2 separate regions of the Homo sapiens genome follow, and region 2 is linked to region 1. A link is a contact called in ENCODE Hi-C or POLR2A ChIA-PET data. All regions are on one chromosome and are shown on one strand. Each heading gives the region's core, a stretch centred on a gene start or an enhancer-like site at or near the end of the contact. The rest is flanking DNA. Distances are from core to core; before and after follow the strand shown.

Region 1 (6,981 bases), core at 1,990-4,489:
CACCCAACAAGCCAACTTTGATGATGATATCATGGTTCATCATCAAAGTTCTGAAAATCGTTTCCCTGCACAGTAACAGCATTTCACCTGCAGAGACTTCTCATTTGCCAAGTGTTCTGAACTGTGTAACATTAATTAATAATTATTCTAAGATCACCTTATGATAGGATCTATTATTATCAGTCCCCTTAGCAACTCTATACCAACGGTAATGCAGTGGCTGAAATAAATGATCCTTCTTAGCCCAGGTTACCTGTCATTTTTACTTACTTAGTGAACCACTATTCAATTCAACTGACTCTAATATTGTATTCCTGTGATATTAATATAAACTAAATGCACTGGTCAAAATACCTAAAATAAATGTAGATTCAAGCAATCTCATATACTACCCAAAATACCACGCCATCCCAGAAAACCTATGCATTTCAACTTGGTCCAAAGAAATTACCAAAACAATTTACTAGCCATCCTTTCCCCAAATGCCCACAGTTCGTTCTCTGAGAGATACATTACTATCACTTCCCAAGGCATCCTAAAAGCAACTTACTAAGGCATCCTACTTCACAATGACTACCTTCTTAAAAATTAAAAAACGGGCCAGGCTTGGTGGCTCACGCCTGTAAAGCACTTTGGGAGGCCAAGGTGTGTGGATCACGAGGTCAGGAGTTCGAGATCAGCCTGGCAAACATGGTGAAACCCCGTCTCTACTAAAAATACAAAAATTAGCCGGGCTCGGTGGTGCACACCTGTAATCCCAGCTACTCGGGAGGCTGGGGCAGGAGAATCGCTTGAACCTGGGAGGCGGAGGTAGCAGTGAGCCCAGATCCTGCCACTGCATTCCTGCCTGGGCAACAGAGTGAGACTCCGTCTCAAAAAACAAATAAAAATAAAAAATATAAAAAAGAATGTAAATACAATTTGATAATGAAATTACTACAATGGGAGCTTAATTTTTAAACAAATTCTGTGAGAAGCCTTTATATAATGTAATTAGTCACCCTCCTATTTTGTACTATTTTTTAAATTAGCCTTTTGTAAGCCAGTTTGTTACAGGTAGAGGGAATGTGGACAGGTAAGAACAGATTACTAGGCTTATATTATAACTGCTGTATTAATTTGAGTCTTCGGTAGCCATAACATCATACAGATTCTTTATAGGTAATATTCTGAAGAACTTCATACTTGGCGCTTCCTAGCAATGCAAATAAATTCAGTTAACAGAAACTTCTTCATTTACATAGAGAATAGAAGAGCGACCCTGCTTTCTTGGAAAGGAAACAGCTATCTGTCTTGTACAATAACCAATCCACTTTGGCCAGCTAATATGGACAAAAAAAGAGACCTATTTGGAAAACGTTTCTTCTCCAGCCAAGGGCTGTTTCCAGATAAAGGCAATGCTCAGAGTATAACAAAAAAGCCTTCTCTGAGGAAAGAAAAGTGCCAGAAAAGGAGAGGCAGGGATCGGGAATAAATGGGGGTGAGTATAAGCACTCAGTGTGAAGGCTGGAGGCAGCAGGCGCAGCGCTGAGATGCTCCAGCAAAAGAACCAGCAGCAGCAGCAGGAAGTTTCAATGGGGCCGGGCAGAGCATGCGCCCTGCACCCGCGCGGTGGCCTTATGTGGAAGGAGCACCACTTGCGAACACCAATAATAGACCAGCGGCACCAGAGAGAGAAACATGAGCAACAAGCACCTTCTTCAACTGTTTCCCCCTCCGTCAGAGCCCCTCCTCCAGCTTACATACTAACCACCCCACCCTACCGTGCAAATGGGAGGGAGACGACTTCTTCGCCTAAGCCCGGCTGCCAAGATGAAGGGGGAAGGGATTGGAAAAGTGGGGAGATGCTCGCCTATTATTTTGGGGGAGGTGGGGAGAGGAAGGAGAACTATGGAGGAGGAATTAACCCTCTCCTCTCCACAGTGGAGCTGAACCGACTTCGCCCCCCTACCGAGAATGGAGAAGAACCCCCTCCCGTGGGGGAGGAGCAGACCTCCCCACTTCAAGGAAGGAGTTTTAGGGGTTAAAGCAGCCCTCGAGGGGAAGGGAAAAGGGACAAATCTCTCAGGGGAGTTCCCAACAGAGGGAGGGAGAGTTGAGTGTCCGCTGGCCCCCGCCCACCCAGGTGAAGGGAGATAAGGAGGTGTCCGGAGCAGCCGAGCCCAGCCTTCCCCGAGATGGTCGGGAAGACTGGTGGGAGGAGGGGAGGGAGTAAGGGTGGGGAGGAGGAGAAAAGCGCAAAGCTGGCCGGAACCTGCGCTCCCCTTCCCCCGCCGCCAAGGGGGAGACGGGGTGGGGGGCCGCCCTCCGCCGCGGAGAAGCAGTCCCCGGGGCTGCCGACCGGCACAATGACCCCTCCCCGCCTCCAGCCCACACCTAGCCCGCAACGCCTCCACCTCAGCTCCCCGCCCGGCCGAGTGGCCCTAGGGGGCCTCCGCCCCGCCTCCCCACTGCCCAAGACCCCGGGGGCTGGGCGGAGAAGACCAGCCCGGCGGAGTTGCGTCCCAGGGGGAAGACAGAGCCGCGGAGGCCCGAGCCGCGAAGAACCGGGGCGCCTGTGAAGAGCGGAGAGTAGCAGAGCGCCAGGGCCGCTTCCCGCCGGGCGTTCGGGCCCCTCGCTTACCTTCTCCGTTGCCGACGTCCGGCGGCGGCGCCTGCAGCACCCGCTCCAGCTCAGGGAACGGCAACTCAGGCAGGTCTAGCAGCGGCCCGTAGCGCTCCAAGAAGGAGCAGACTACGGCGAAGTTGGGGCACGAACCCGGGCAGCCCGGAGGAGCCATCACCGCCGCCGCTGCCGCCGCCGTCGCCATTTTGAACTGGAGGATGGAGGAGGAGGCGATGGGGGGGCGGGGGAAGTTGTGGTGCCGAGGGATGGCAAGGCAACCTTACAGACGACAGGAGGCGCTCTCAAGTGGGCTCCTCTGCGGATCCCAGCGTCTCAGGGACGGCTCCGCGATCCCACAATACATCGGCGGCCCGGAGCAGTCGAGAACCGAGTCAGACGGGAGACAGAGCGGCCCTCGGCGCCTTTCACTTTCCGCCCTCTTTCCGCCCCCTTCTCTCCTCCCCTTCGGGCTTGCCACTGCCTCGTGTGACAGGGGGAATGAAAACAAGGGAAGCGGGGCGGGGAGGCGGGCTGGAAGCGGGAGGGGCGGGACTTCTCGAGAACAATGGCCAATGGACGCAGAGGGGGCGGGGCCTCGGGCGCTGTTCAACTGCAGGGCGTATTCCCGGAGGGCAGTTGGGGAGCGCAGATCCCGAAGCAGCGCTGGGAGCGTAAGTGCGGGCAGAGCACTGCGCCGTTTGGGAACGCAACTTTGAGGAGACAGTGCGGTGGGTGAGTTTGCGGGGGAATCCTGAAACTGGGCCACGAGATGGTGGAGAGGTTGAGGAGAATTAATAAACAGAAAAAGGGAATAGGGCGGGGGAAAGCACAGTTGTGGGAGAAGGTTGGGAAGGGGAAAGGTAGAGGTGTGCCCTTAATTAGGGGCTGGGCTGGGACCTCGGTAAGATGTCTCTGTGGAAGTTTGCCGACGGGGTATTGCTCTCTGCTGGGGTACAGGAATCGCAGCTTTGCTGGAAAAGCAGGATCTGAGGGAACGGAACTCTGGGGGAATCGTCGGAGTGAGGAGTTGGGGCCCTGCTGGGAGAAGAGGATCTGAGGAGACCAGGCTCTGCTAGGGGGCCATGGTGTGAGGGGAAGGGGCTCTGTTCAGGGACCAGAATCGGAGTGTGGGCTGGGACTCCATTGAGAGGCGGAACATGACAGGAGACGGTGGAGCAGCGAAAAGTTTGTTAGAAGACAGGGTTCCACTTCGGGGCGGGGCGGGGGCAGTGAACATTCCCACAAAGAACGCCAGAGAGAAACTACCAATAATGTAAAATAGAATGTGCAGCCTGAGAAGCAGCAGTACACGTTATGCTTAGAAGCCTGAGCTTTGGATTCAGCCAGGCCTGAGTCCTAGCGGGGCTACTTCATGACACTGTGGAGGTTTCTTTATTTCTTTGAACTCCTTAGAGTGGGGTGATAATAGTACCTACATCATACGGTATTACTAGATAAATCACAGTAAAGTGATTAGCACAGTGCCGTAGCACATAGTGAGTACTTTAAAAATATTAGTTATCAAAAAAGGAGTTCCTATAATTTAGACTGAATTCCGCTATATTTATTTAGTCTATAATTTATTACTTTGAGAATTTTCTGAGTGCATTTAAAACTCAATGTAGTACCTAATTCCTAAAAAGAATTTGGCCGGGCGCGGTGGCTCATGCCTGTAATCCCAACACTTTGGGAAACCGAGGTGGGTGCATCACCTGAGCTCTGCAGTTCCAGACCAGCCTGGGCAACATGGTGAAACCCCGTCTCTAGTAAAAATAACGAAAATTAGCCGGGAATCCTTGGGAGGCTGATGCAGGAGAACCCCTTGAACCGGGGAGGCGAAGGTTGCAGTGAGTCGAGGTCGCGCCACTGCACTCCAGCCTGAGCGACAGAGCAAGACTCCACCTCAAAAAAAAAAAAAAAAAAAAAGAATTTGAAGCAAGGTACAACACAAACCATGTAAAAAAGAGAAATCTGTAATTATAGAAAGATAAGAAATAGATGGGCAAATAATTATATGAGTAACAGGGAAAATGGTCACACAAACACCGAATTTTTTTCTTCATTTCCAGGTTTTAAAAAGGGGAAAAACCATAAGGGTGTGTATTATTCCCATTATCTAAAGAAAGAATACTCAATTTATCAAGAGAAAAATTCTATATTGTAAGAAGAATTTATTGCCTTGAATAGTGATTCATAGTCTTGAGTGGTATACAAACCGTTTTTAAAGGAAAAAAGTTCTTTTGAAACTTGGCAAATACTTTTGAAAATTTCACTGTAAGAAATACTGATGTAAGAAATCAAAGTCTAAAGAACACTGTAAATGTACTTAATGCCACTGAAGTATACACTTAAAGTGGTTAAAATGGCATATTTTATGTTACATGTATTTTACGACAATAAAAAAGCTTTTAAGAAATTAAAATCCGCCGGGCGCTGTGGCTCACGCCTGTAATCCCAGCACTTTGGGAGGTCGAGACGGGCGGGTCACGAGGTCAGGAGATCAAGACCATCCTGGCTAACGCGGTGAAACCCGTCTCTACTAAAAATACAAAAAATTAGCCGGGCGTGGTGGCGGCGGGCCCCTGTAGACAGCTACTCGGGAGGCTGAGGCAGGAGAATGGCATGGACCCGGGAGGCGGAGCTTGCAGTGAGCCAAGGTTGTGCCACTGCACTCCAGCCTGGGCGACAGAGCAAGACTCCGTCTCAAAAAAAAAAAAAAAAAAAAGAAATTAAAATCCTACTTCAGGAAAATATCTTTATGGTTATGAATTATCACTGCCAAAGAAGTTTTAATTTAATAAGTCGGAAAATATTGTTTTTAAGCAATTACTGAAATGAAACACAAAACTAAACTAAAACATTTTTATAGAATTCCCAAACGGGCAAGTGTATATCTCTTGACCCTGGGGACCTGAAGACTCCAGTTTAAAAATAATCTGGGCGAGGTGGGGTGGCTCATGCCTGTAATCCAAGCACTCTGGGAGGCCGAGCAGGAGGACCCCTTGAGCCAAGGAGTTCGAGACCAGCCTGGGCAAGGTAGTGAGACCTCATCTGTAATCCCATGTAGTTGCCACTGCACTCCAGCCTGGGCGACAGAACTACACCCTGTCTCAAAAAAAAAAAAAAAAAAAAAGAATAATTTGACCCAGAATACAGTTTTAACAACAGTTTTGTGGAAACATACAAAGACTTTCATATACTGGTTACTTAACTGACCTTAAATAAAAGCCAGGTACAGGATATTTTAAAATAAAATTGTATCTTTGTGAAGGAATTTCTATGGAAAGAACCTTCAAACCTAAAAGGAAGATTTATTATGTGAACCTTGCCTGTACTTTCTATCTTTGCTTCTAGCTTTTGCAGCACTTCACTTCCCACATTCCAGTGAGGTTGTGAAATAACATTCTAAAAAAAAAAAAAAGCTTTATTACTATAGTTTTCTTTTCTCACTGCTCACACTGTTAGTCAAACAGACTGATAAATAAAGGTTAGAGTTTCTGCCTTTTCTAATCTAGATCGGCAGGGAAACAGAGTCCTTTGGCATCAGAAAGTTATATCCACCCAAAGATAAGAAGTGTTTTGCTACAAAGCAAGGTTTAAGCATGCCTTCCTTCACTAAAGTCTGTTCTTGAAAATAAATGACACACACCCATAATGCTATCATCACTTCTTGCTTTCCTGGGCTAAGAGAAATTGTGGAATACAGAGCTTAACGACAATTTATGTAGTTATATAAGTGAGTTATATTTATCAGACTGGAATGTAAAGGTGCAAAAAAGAGTAGCTATTTTTAAAACCTGTATTTGATTTATTGCTACTGCCATGAAGAGGCCTTTAAATAAGCATTAAGTTACACTTGGTTCAACTTTGTTTATGAATAAGAAATTTCTTAAGATATTTCAAATTTCATGTCCTATTAGGGGGAAATATTTTGCTCAATTAGAATTAACGGCTAATTTATTAAAAATACCAAAAAGTCAAAAACAACACAAATATTCATCAACAGAAAAATATAAATTGTGATATACTACTCAGAGTAATACACACTGTTGATATACACTACAGCCTGGGTGAATCTTAAAAACATGTTGAGTAAAAGAAGGCAGACACAAAAGAGTTAGGTACTGTACAATTCCATCAATATGAAGGTCAAAACTAATCTGTGGCAATAGAAATCAAAGTAGTTGTTTCCTTTGAGCTTGGAAGGGTATTGACTAGAAAGGGGCACAAGGGGACTTTGTAGATAGTTTCTATATCTTGATTGGCAAGTTTATTTCTCAAAATTCATTGAACTCTATAAACACTGCATTCAACTAAATGCAATGCAATTATGCTTCAATTTTAGAAGTTAATGGTTTATTCCTATATAATCCCAA
Region 2 (6,981 bases), core at 1,572-4,071, 270 kb after region 1:
TCTTAAAACATGATGAAATACTTGTGTATTCAATGGATATTCCAAGGCTCAGCTTCTATAAAAAAAATCTAACTCTGAGTAAGGGGATCCATAACAGAAGCCTAGCCCACTGCTCCTCAACACATAACCCCCACAATCTTCTGGGCCTGTTTTTTTATGAGACAGAGGTTCACTTTGTCGCCCAGGTTGGAGTGCAGTGGCGCGATGTCAGCTAACTGCAACTTCTGCCTCCCTGGTTCAAGCAATTCTCTTGCCTCAGCCTCCCCAGTAGCTGGGATTACAGGTGTGTGCCACCATGTCCTGCTAATTTTTGTATTTTTAGTAAAGATGGGGTTTCGCCCTGTTGGCCAGGCTGTTCTCAAACTCCTGACCTCAAGTGATCTGCCCACCTCGGCTTCCCAAAGTGCTGGGATTACAGGCGTGAGCTACTGCAACTGGCCCTGTTTTGTTTTGCTTTGTGGGGTTTTTTTTTTTTTTTTTTGAGACCGAGTCTCACTCTGTCACCCAGGCTGGAGTCCAGTGGCACAATATCGGCTCACTGCAAGCTCCGCCTCGGGTTCATGCCAATCTCCCGCCTCAGCCTTCCGAGTAGCTGGGACTACAGGTGCCCGCCACCACACCCAGCTAATTTTTTGTATTTTTAGTAGAGACGGGGTTTCACCGTGTTGGCCAGGATGGTCTCGATCTCCTGACCTCATGATCTGCCCACCTTGGCCTCCCAAAGTGCTAGGATTACAGGCGTGAGCCACTGCACCCGGCTGTTTGTTTTGTTTTTTTGAGACGGAGTGTCACTCTTGTTGCCTATGCTGGAGTGCAATGGTGCGATCTTGGCTCACCACAATCTCTACCTCCTGGGTTCAAGTGATTCTCCTGCCTCAGCCTCCCGAGTAGCTGGGATTACAGGCATGCGCCACCACGCCTGGCTACTTTTGTATTTTAGTAGAGATGGGGTTTCTCCATGTTGGTCAGGCTGGTCTCGAACTCCTGAACTCAAGTGATCCACCTGCCTCGGCCTCCCAAAGTGCTGGGATTACAGGTGTGAGCCACCACGCTTGGCCCAGATCTATGATGTGCAAATATTTTCTTCCATTCTGTAAGCTGCGTTTTCACTCTGCTTCCTTTGATGTACAGGAGTTTTAAAGTTTGATGTATTCCCGGCCGGGCGCAGTGGCTCACACTCCTAGCACTTTGGGAGGCTGAGGCAGGCGGATTGCCTGAGCTCAGGAGGTCGGGACCAGCCTGGGCAACATGGTGAAACACCGTCTCTACTAAAATACAAAAAATTAGCCGGGCGTGGTGGCGGGCGCCTGTATTCCCAGCTATTCAGGAGGCTGAGGCTGGAGAATCACTTGAACCCAGGAGGTGGAGGTTGCAGTGAGCCGAGATCATGCCACTGCACTCCAACCTGGGTGACAGAGCAAGACTCCATCTCCAAAAAAAAAAAAAAGTTTGATGTAGTCCCATTTGTCTAGTGTTGCTTTTGTTACCTATATTTTTGGTGTCATATCCAAGAAATCATTGCAAAATCCAGTGTTCTGAAGCTGTTTTCTTTTCTTTTCCTTTTTTTTTTTTTTTTTTTTTTTTTTGAGACAGGGTCTCAGTGTCGCCCAGGCTGGAGTGCAATGGCACAATCTTGGCTGACTACAACATCCGCCTCCTGGGTTCAAGTGATTCTCCCACCTCAGGTTCCCAAGTAGTTGCGATTATAGGCGTGAGACATCACACCAGTTAATTTTTTTGTATTTTTAGTAGAGACAGGGTTTCGCCATGTTGGCCAGGCTGGTCTCAAACTCCTGGCCTCAAGTGATCCACCTGCCTCGGCCCCCCAAAGTGCTGGGATTACAGGCATGAGCCGCCACGCCTGGCCTGAAGTTGTATTTTCTTCTAGGAGTTTTAGATCTTATAGTTAGGCCTTTAATCCATTTTGAGTTGGTTTTTTTTTTTTTTTTTTTTTTTTTCTGAGACAGAGTCTTACTCTGTCACCCAAGCTGGAGTGCAGTGGCGCAGTCTCGGTTCACTGCAACCTCCACTTCCCGGGTTCAAGCAATTCTCCTGCCTCAGCCTCCCAAGTAGCTGAGATTACAGGTGCCTACCACCATGCCTGGTTAATTTTTGAATTTTTAATAGAGACAGGGTTTCACCATGTTGGCCAGGCTGATCACGAACTCCTGACCTCAGGTGATGCACCCACCTTGGCCTCCCAAAGTGCTGGGATTACAGGTGTGAGCCACCATGCCTGACCATTTTAATTTTTGTACGTGGTATAAGGTAAGGTTCCAACTTCATCTTTTGCATGTGGATATTCAGTTTTCCCAACACAGACTATCCTTTCCCCCGTGTATAGTCTTGGCACTCTTGATGAAGATCACTTGGCCATATACACAATGGTTTATTTCTAGGCTCTCTATTCTGTACCATTGGGTCTATCTATGTGTGTATGCCAGTACCATATCATCTTTTTTTTTTTTTTTTTTTTTTTTTTTGAGATGGAGTCTTGCTCTGTTGCCCAGGCTGGAGTGCAGTGGCACGATCTCGGCTCACTGCAACCTCCACCTCCCGGGTTCAAGCGATTCTCCTGCCTCAGCCTCCCAAGTAGCTGGGACTACAGGTGCATGCCACCACACCCGGCTAATTTTTTTGTATTTTTAATAGAGGTGGGGTTTCACCGTGTTAGTGAGGATGGTCTCGATCTCCTGACCTGGTGATCTGCTGAGTCTGTCCCGCAGACTCTGGCTGAGCAATGGATGAAAGAAGTACACTGACACAGGTGTTTTGCCTGACAGCGCAGCTAGGGCTCAGCACCACTGACGAGAGAGTGCAGCAGCCACCGAGAGAGTGCAGTCCCAATAAGCTGGCCCTGCTCGCATTTATGTAGTACATATTTAATGACAAAGGGTTGAAGCAAACACAGTTTGTGGGTAATAAACATTGTTGACCCCCCAGGTAGAGAGCAGTCCTGTGCTCGAATGATCAAAGGTTGGTTTCTGGAGACAGAAGTAAACAAATTTATCTAGATAAGTTTCTTTACATTCCCTTGTTATCTGCCCTTTGCTCTCAGGCTCCGGATAAGAAAATTTGACTGCCTTCAGCCATAATTCCCTTCCGAAGCTTTTGGAAAACCTCCCGGCCTTCCAAGAAGGTTTGCGTCTTTCCCTATAACTTTTTCTTACAACTTTTCCCACCACCCTGACAGAACTCCTACAGTGATCCACCCGCCTCAGCCTCCCAAATTGCTAGGATTACAGGTGTGAGCCACCACACCCAGCCCCGCCCCGCCCTTTTTTTTTTTTGAGTCAGTCTTACTCTTTGGTGCAGGCTGGAGTCCAGTGGCATGATCATGGCTCACTGCAGCCTCAACCTCCTGGGCTCAAGAGATCCTCCCACCTCAGCCTCCTAAGTAGCTGGGGCTACAGGCCTACACCACCCCAGCTGCCTAATTTTTTTTTTTTTTTTTTTGAGACAGAGTCTTGCTTTATCGCCCAGGAAGGAGTGCAGTGGCGCGATCTCGGCTCACTGCAAGCTCTGCCTCCCAAGCTCACACCATTCTCCTGCCTCAGCCTCCCAAAGTGCTGGGATTACAGGTGTGAGCTACCACACCCGGCCTTCAGCTGGCTAATTTTTTAAATTTTTTGTAGAGATGGAGCCTCACTATGTTGTCCAGAATGGTCTTGAGCTCCTGGGCTCAAGCAATCCTTCCACCTCGGCCTCCCAAAGCATTGGGATTACAGGTGTGAGCCACTGTGCTAGCCTTATATATACACTCTGATGCTAATCTTTTGTTAAATATATGGCAGATATCTTTTCCAACTATTCTGCTTGCCTTTGAATGTTATTTATGGAGTCTGGGGTGGTTGTCATAAAGTGTAAACTATTGGTTTAGTAAAATGTATCAATCTTTTTCTTTGTTGTCTATGTTTTTAATATTATTAAGAAGCCTTGTTTTTTCTAAGACCATAAAGATATGCTCAGATATTTTCTTCCCAAGTTTTAGCTTTGCATGTTTAATCCATTCGAATTTTTGTTTTTGTGTTGAGTGTGAGGAATATTACACGTGAAAACTGGCCGAACATCATTTATTATTAAAGTCCATCTTTTCCCTACTAGTATTTAATGCCTCCTTTAATACACATCACGTTCTCACAAATGCCATGGTCTATTTCTGAAATCTACTTTGTTCCACAGTTCTCTTTACCAATTACTATACCCATATCATACAATCTAATAACCATAGTGTTGAATTGTTCTTTAATATCTGATAGGGTGTATCATCTACTTTTTTTCAAAGCTAATACATGTTAGCAATTATTATTATTACTATTCGTACACCTTTAGACTTCCTTATGATTTTAAAATCACCTTGTCAAGTTATTTGAAAAATCTCATTAGGGTATTGATTAGAATTTCATTAAATTTATAGACTCCTATGGAAAGAACTGATATATTTAAAATGCTGAGTCTTCTGATCTATGAACATGGTATATATTTATGCATTTATTCAAATTTCCTTTTATATCCCTCAATAAACCATTAGCATTTTCTCTACAAAATTCTTGAACATTTTCACTAGTATGTCTCTAGATATTTATAGTTTTTGTTACTGTTGCAAATATCTTTATATTCTATTACTTTTCTAATTGGTTAATTAGAATGCTGCTCTTGTAGTCAGCAATTTTGCTACACTTTCCTATTAGTTCCAATAGTTTTCCACTTGATTCTGTTGGGTTTCCCCATATCCTTGGCAACCTTTGCCTGTTGTCTGTTGCCATTGCCGAACTTTAATTTTTGCCAGTCTTCTAGTAGAAATGTTATTTCACTATGGTTTTGCTTTTCCTTTATTATTAGCAAAGCTGAATATATTTTCATATTTATTGATTCTTCTATAGTTTCCTCTTCCATGAATGAATTGGTTGTTCATCTTTTACCCATTTTTTAAAAATGTTTTAATTTTTTTTGAAGAGATGGGATTTCACCATGTTGCCTCAGCTGGTCTCGAACTCCTGGGCTCAAACAATTCAACCGCCTTGGTCTCCCAAAGTGTTGGGATTACAGGCATCAGCCACCACACCCAGCCAATCTTTTTCTTTATGGTTTATAGTGTGTCTTTAAAAATTCTTTCTGGCTGGGCCTGGTGGCTCACGCTTGTAACCCCAGCACTTTGGGAGGACAAGGCAGGTGGATCACTTCAGGTCAGGAGTTTGAAACCAACCTGGCCAACATGGTGAAACTCTGTCTCTACTAAAAATACAAAAATTACCTGGGCGTGGGGACTTGTGTTGGTAATCCCAGCAACTTGGGAGGCTGAGGCAGAAGAATTGCTTGAACCTGGGAGGTGGAGGTTGCAGTGAGCTGAGATCGCGCCACTGCACTCCAGTCTGGCCGACAGAGTGAGACTCTGTCTCAAAGAAAAAATGGCAAAGAATATCAACACAGTACTCAGGAGAGAAAACACAAATGGCTACGCTGAGCACAGTGGCTCACACCTGTAATCCCAGCACTTTGGAAGGTGAGGTGAAAGGATCGCTTGAGCCCAGGAGTTCAAGACCAACCTCAGCAATCTAATAAACCATTTCTATTTAAAAAATAATGAAAATAGGGTCAGGTATGGTAGCTCATGCCTGTAATCCCAGCACTTTGGGAGGCCAAGGCAAGTGGATCACTGGAGGTCAGGAGTTCAAGACCAGCCTAAGCAACATGGTGAAACCCTGTCCCTACTAAAAATACAAAAATGAGCTGGGCGTGATGGTGCACACCTGTAGTTCCAGCTACTCAGGTGGCTAAGGCAGGAGAATCTTTTGAATCTGGGAGGTGGAGGTTGCAGTGTGCCGTGATCGTGCCACTGCACTCCAGCCTGGGTGAGGAGCAAGACTCCGTCTCAATCAATCAATCAAATACAAATGGCTTTTAAACATATAAGAAGTTTCTAACCTCTCTCATAAGAGAAATACAAATGAAGATAACAGATGTCACTGGCAAAGCTTGATGACACAGTAAATTGGCAAATGTGTGAATAGGCATCCTTATACATTGCCTGTGAAACAAACTGATGCAACTTCTATCACCAATTTGGCAACATCTATCGAAATTACAACTGAGCATAGCCTTCAATATAGAAATTCTAGTTCTGGCCGGGTGTGGTGGCTTATACCTGTAATCCCAGCACTTTGGGAGGCCGAGGCGGGCGGATTACCTAAGGTCAGGAGTTCGAGATCAGCCTGACCAACATGGAGAAACTCCATCTCTACTAAAAATACAAAAAAAAAAAAAAAAAGAAATTCTAGTTCTATTAAGCATATTCTGAGAGTGAAAAAAAAAGAGAAATTCTAGTTCTAGAAATTTAATTCAACAACATGTGCAGTCCTAGCACACAGGCAGAATGGAATACTGATATTGATATTGATTGCAGTGTTATTCATACTGTCAAAAATGGAAACAACTTAAATGTCCACTAAGAGAAATCTTGTTAAATAAATTCTGGTCCATCTATACAATAGACACTGTAATGAACAGACTCTAAGATGGCCCCAATTATCTCTGCTTCCTGGAACTCATGCTGGTAATCCCCTCCCATACATGTGGGTTGGACATGTAAGTTCTTCTAACAGAATGTGGCAAAGGTGACAGGATGTCACTTTCATGATTACATTACACAAGATCATGACATATTATTATTTTTTGAGACAAGGTCTGGCTCTATCACCGAGGCTGGAGTGCAGTGGTGCAATCTTGGCTCACCGTAACCTCCCCCTCCCAGGTTCAAGCCATCCTCTCACCTCAGCCTCCTGAGTAGCTGGGACTACCATGACCAGCTAATTTTTGTATATTTTGTAGTGACAGTGTTTTGCCCTGTTGCCCATGCTGGTCTCAAACTCATGAGCTCAAGGGATCCATCTGCCTCAGTCTCCCAAAGTGCTGGGATTATAGGCGTTAGTCACCCTGCCTGCCCAAGATCATGACAGCTATCTTGATAGCCAACTTCCTTCC

The links. Hi-C counts contacts between places; a loop is a spot of excess contacts on that map. ChIA-PET counts read pairs that join two places held with the same protein, here RNA polymerase II (POLR2A).
Region 2: a loop to region 1 is called in a map of Caco-2, with 3 times the contacts of the local background. The contact joins the enhancer-like site here to the promoter of AAMDC in region 1. A Hi-C loop is called at or near these places in 1 of 168 maps with a recorded cell type or tissue (Caco-2). POLR2A ChIA-PET finds 5 or more read pairs at or near these places in 1 of 52 experiments (endothelial cell of umbilical vein).

What each region holds. Positions count from the first base shown.
Region 1 is chr11:77,817,905-77,824,885 of GRCh38, forward strand. AAMDC (adipogenesis associated Mth938 domain containing) reads left to right here and starts at 3,240. Exons shown (of 4, transcript NM_024684.4): 1 at 3,240-3,337. RSF1 (remodeling and spacing factor 1) reads right to left here and starts at 2,818. Exons shown (of 16, transcript NM_016578.4): 1 at 2,624-2,818. The coding sequence starts at 2,810. RefSeq lists enhancers at 1,199-2,172, 1,468-1,577, 2,173-3,145, 2,698-2,867, 2,878-3,017 and silencers at 2,208-2,297, 2,438-2,527, 3,118-3,277.
Region 2 is chr11:78,087,815-78,094,795 of GRCh38, forward strand. No RefSeq gene overlaps it. Among named protein-coding and RNA genes, the nearest start is that of NDUFC2-KCTD14, 11 kb to the left of the region's middle. Within about 2 kb of position 2,822, at least 2 of the 41 ENCODE cell types and tissues checked have a DNase peak (open chromatin) inside an H3K27ac peak, as active enhancers do.